2 separate regions of the Mus musculus genome follow, and region 2 is linked to region 1. Evidence: chromatin loops called from intact Hi-C (ENCODE). Cell type or tissue: left cerebral cortex. All regions are shown on one strand.

Region 1 (2,500 bases):
AACTTCGGACCTTTGGAAGAGCAGTCGGGTGCTCTTACCCACTGAGCCATCTCACCAGCCCCGATTGAAACTCTACCATGTTAAAAATTCGATTTTATTGTATGGATAGACCATATTTGCATATTCATTCACCAGTTCATGACTTCATACTTCTAAGGATTGCAACGCTAGCTATGCATGGCTATAATAATTGCTTTCCCCTTAAAGACTGGACTGTGCCAGGTGTGGTGGCACACGCCTTTAATCCCAGCACTCGGGAGGCAGAGGCAGGCAGATTTCTGAGTTAGAGGCCAGCCTGGTCTACAAAGTGAGATCTAGGACAGCCAGGGCTACACAGAGAAACCCTGTCTCGAAAAGACAAACAAACAAAAAAAAAACAAAACAAAACAAAAAAAAAGACTGGACTGTGCCTTAGTGGGTAAAGTCACAATCCTTGGAAATGACAGTGCTCCCGAGCAGTCAGTACTGATTAAGCTTGGCTTGGGGGAAACTAATGACTCTAGCTTTGTCAGTTACCTTCTGTGCCAAAGCTTTGGGTGGTCCAAACACAGTAACACAGTTCTGTGAATTTCTTTTCAATTGTATTTTCTATTCAACACATTGGCAAAACATTCCTTTTCAGTTTAAACTGTAACCTCGATGCGCTGATTACTCAAGGAAACACTCAATGACTTTTCTTTTTGTCTTAATATTTTGGGTGTGGTAGCAAGTAGAAGCAGATCACCCTAACCAAATATTTGCAAATATTTAAACAAAGCCATTCAGGTCAGGGAGGGAAGACGACTGAGGAAGTAGAAATTGAATGTGGCTTTTAAAGGAGGATTGTGAGTCTCATAGATTTGCTGAGAAAGGAAAAATCCTGTTCCAAAAAGGGGAAGAGAATTAAAAGTTTATCTTCTGGGTGACTGGGGACGTCTGGGTTCGGAGCACGTGTCTTTGGTATGTTTGGCAACCAGAAGTCTGTGCATTAAGCGTGTTGACTCTTCCGCCCTTCTGCACATGGTGAGATTTGAAGGGAGTGTTGGAGACGGTCTCCAGGGCTGCGGAAAGATGAACTCCATTAGAATCTAGATAACTTCTTCAAGTTCTCCGCCACCTGTCCTCACTCCTTTAGTTGAGGGTAACTGTCTATGTGACACCCACGTAAGAACTGGACGTGTCCCGGCGGGTTGCAAACTGCCACTGACCGCCCGGGGCCTTTCGCGGTCCCTGGAGGTGGTAGGGCGCGAGCACCGAGTGCGGGTGGCCAGCAGTGCCGGAGCTGCGGATGAAGCATCCTTGGACGGAAGGACGAGGCCTTTGACGCCCCAATGACTCTAATTGCGGCACCAAAGCAGGGTGCGCCGAGGGGGCGAAACCGCCCGGGAACAGGTTGAGGATCTTACTCTCCCCGTACTCCAGCAACTGCCAAGAGAAATGTCTGCCGCGGAGGGCGGAGTACAGACCAGGGGGCGTGGCTAAGAGGAAGGGGCGTGACCGAAAAAGACTACCTGGGCGGAGCAAGGGTGGAGGGGCGTGGCTAAGAACGGAGTCGGGGCGGGACTCAGTCGATTGGGCGGGGCGGGCGAGGCCTCTGGGCCCCGCCTCTCGCCGCAGGCGCGCCCGCCCCGCCTACCCGCTCCCCTCGGAGGTGGCCGCGGCCGAGCGCGGGGAGGGAGGGGAGAGCGGGTCACGACGCTGCGGGGGCGGGGATAACCCCTCACGTGGAGCAGATGAAAGGGCCGCGGCGCGACGGCCGGGGGAGCGGAGCAGAGCCTGCGACCCACAAAGCCGCCGCCGCCGCGATGGTGCTGTGAGGCGACCGCCCGCGCTCGGTCCTCCGCCGGCCCGCGACTATGCCCGGCCGCGCCCGCCCTCCGCGCCCTCCCGCCGCAGGACCATGAGGCCACGCTCGGGCGGGCGCCCAGGGGCCCCGGGCCGCCGCCGCCGCCGCCTCCGCCGCGGCCCCCGCGGTCGTCGCCTGCCGCCGCCGCCGCCGCTGCCGCTGCTTCTCGGGCTGCTGCTGGCGGCCGCGGGGCCCGGCGCGGCGCGGGCCAAGGAGACGGCGTTCGTGGAGGTGGTGCTGTTCGAGTCGAGCCCGAGCGGCGACTATACCACCCACACCACCGGCCTCACGGGCCGCTTCTCGCGGGCCGGGGCCATGCTCAGCGCCGAGGGCGAGATCGTGCAGGTAGCCACCCGGGCCCCGCGCTCCGCCGCCACAAGATGGCTCCGGGGGCTGCGCCCGCCGACCCCGCCGCGGGCTAGCGGGCGGGCGGGCGGGGGGGAGGCGCGGAGCCCGGCGGCATCCCTCCCAGGCGGGCGGGACGGGGCCTCCGGGGCACGGCGGCTGAGGCGAGCGCACGTGGGGGCTCGGCCTCCGGTGGGTGCACCGCGCCGGGGTGGGGGTGGGGACGCTGAGCTGGGCATGGGCGCCTGGGCGGCACTCTTGAGTTGGCGGGACGTTTTTCTCCCTCAGGTGAAAGTCCCGGGAACTACCTGTTGAATGCCAACTTTGCAA
Region 2 (2,500 bases), 150 kb after region 1:
GTCTCTCATGTTGGTGTTTAAAAATTGTGACGCTGTGGTTTCTGCAGCCAGTACTCCTAGAGAGCCGTGCTCTGTGTCTCAACAGGTCCTGTGCCTTGTTCTCTCTTGCAAGTGGTAGGATAGATTCCATCAGTCCTCTAGGCCAGAGGAAGGCCAAGGGCACATATCCAAGGGTAGTCATCTGGCTAGCTTTTCCTCATTGGAATTCTATGGAAAGTTCACTTTCCTCCAGAGAGAGAAGGGACACAGCACACACTTTAAATGTACAGGAATTTTTTTTTTTTTTTGAGAGCTTTGAAATCCAGAGATGTGTGTGTACAAAGTCCAGGGCCTAAGAGCCACAGGCAGAGCCACTGGAGTTTAAGACTGGCCAGAAACAACATGTGTGCCTTAGAAGTCAAAAGCCTCCTTAGCAGTACAACAGAAGATGGTGCAGATAAGAAGGCAGGTCTTGAAGTCTGAAGTGTGAAGACTAAAGGCTGCAGATTGCAGAGTACCAAAAAGACATAGCTAAACAGACGGATCCTAATTGAAGAGTTGGAGGATCCACAGGATTCCCATTGGTTAGGAGTTGGCTGTAGTCAGTGTTGGGAGCAGGAAAGCCCAAGTATGGTGCTTACTACCGAGTGAAACTGATGCTGTGTGAGCGCAGCAGGGTACTGTAAAGAAGTCTGGTGGCCAGGCTGCCCTCTTGTGTGGGAAGCTTTTGAAGATTGGTGCTGCAATATGGAGCTGGGTGCAAGTGTTAGAAAATGCCATGAAGGGCAAGTTAAGTGAGGTAAAGCTGAGCTCTAGAGGTGCTGCATGCTACATCCTGCAGTGGGAAGGACAATCAGAACCAATAGGAGGACATGGTAAAAGGGAGCAGGCTGTTGAGTTTGGAAGCAGTTAGCAAGGGAAGTCAAATTTTAAGCAGCCCTAAAAGCAATATAGATCCCTGACTGAGAAAGGTCCTTGTGCTGTGCTGTCAGTAAGACAGGCTAGGTAGGGAGAGCCCCAGGGATAAACTAGTTATAACTCACAAGGTAGTGATAGGGTTGCAACAGTGGAGAAAAATAGTAAGTAGATTTGGAAGTTATGGATTGGTAAGCAGTTAAATGTAAGGGTGAAGCAACAGACTAGTTAGCATGCACTACCTTGAGAGAGGAGCCCACGTTGTAGGGAAGAAAGAATTGCTTTTATTTGGTTTCATTTCTTTGGATTTTTCAAGACAGTGTCTCACCATGCATTCATAAACTCTTTATACCTCTGACTGACTCAGACTTGCAGTGATGCATCTGCCCCAGCCTCCTGAGTGCTAGAATGACAGATATGCACCACCACAAGCAACTTAAAACTCCGGATTGAATGAATCATAGGCCCATGGCACCCACATTGTCCTGCTCAAGAAATGGCCCACAAGTGTCTGAGATAATATACTCTGGCCTGCTCTGGAAATAGCTGCAGAAGTTTGGAGAAACCCAATCTGAAGCAGAAAGTTTGTGCCAAGTCAGGGGAAGCAGTCCTTGGGCCTCCAGAACCATGAATTCCCCACGGTCGTCATTTCTGCCCACTTGGGTTAAGCTGCTATCTGTAAGCCCATCTGAGAGCTCTGTCAGTGTGTTCACAGGGTGAAGGGAGGAGACCCCAGCACCTCCTTGCCTAAGAAAGAGTGCTTCACTCGGAGATTATGAAGGTGCATTATAGTAGATGCTTCCAAAATGTCCTTGTTTGTGTCTTCCTTGAAGTTCCTATGGCACAATTATTTGGCTGTCTTAAATTGTTCACAGATGTAACTGTGTAATTGAATGTTTTCATACCAGTAACCACCATTTCTGTTAAGTTGTGGATGTACGTGTTATTTAGTTATTGGCTACCAGAGCAAAATATCAGTCCTTCCACCTACGAGAGTAAGATAGGAGAGAAGGGTTGACAATCCTTTCATCCAGGCTGCATACCATGGAGCATTGACCCAAACAAAGCCTGCTTCACAGCAGGAAAGGTCTATGCATTGCTTTGGAAGACTTTCTAATGCTGGGCAGTCTGGAGATGCCCAAACATGAATATGCTTCACATGCGTCACAGATAGCTCTAGAACATGCAGAGCTTCCAGATGAAAGCAGCCAGGAAAACAGATCATTTCGGGAAAGCCACTCTAGATACAGGATAAGCAATCTTGTGTTCTTCACCTCTTGCCCTATACCCCTGAACTAAACACCAACCTTCCTGGTGCTGCCCACAGGAGTGGTATTGTTCCACAATCATCACATGCAGACGACGTGCTCCATAAGGACAAAGATCTGTCACTGTCTTCTGTTCAGTGCTATATATGTTCCCAGGACTTAGCACACGTAGTAACTGACTAATAACTACTGTTGAACAGCTAAATTAGTAAATGGTAATGCAAATGGAATTAGACCATTCCTCACTGCTATGTTAATTATGTTGAGATGGCCTGGGGACATCTGTTTTGTTAGGCCTTATGGAGTATATAAATGCAACCTATAACATCTACCTTTTG

Evidence for each region. Hi-C counts contacts between places; a loop is a spot of excess contacts. Peaks named below come from ENCODE experiments on the same cell type or tissue, not always from the same donor. Only the 100,000 strongest peaks of a DNase experiment are listed, where the experiment ranks them.
Region 2: a loop joins it to region 1, with 2.6 times the contacts of the local background. A loop is called at or near these places in 26 of 42 quality-filtered maps.

The regions. Positions count from the first base shown.
Region 1 is chr11:5,444,058-5,446,557 of GRCm38, reverse strand. It overlaps Znrf3 (zinc and ring finger 3), which reads left to right and starts at 1,711. Exons shown (of 9, transcript NM_001080924.2): 1 at 1,711-2,170. The coding sequence starts at 1,880. In left cerebral cortex, no CTCF peak of the experiment used is centred here; DNase peaks (open chromatin) are centred at 1,035 and 1,524; H3K4me3 peaks cover 1,664 bases; H3K27ac peaks cover 267 bases.
Region 2 is chr11:5,293,867-5,296,366 of GRCm38, reverse strand. All of the region lies in intron 2 of Znrf3 (zinc and ring finger 3), which reads left to right. Among named protein-coding and RNA genes, the nearest start is that of Kremen1, 34 kb to the right of the region's middle. In left cerebral cortex, no CTCF peak of the experiment used is centred here; a DNase peak (open chromatin) is centred at 1,336.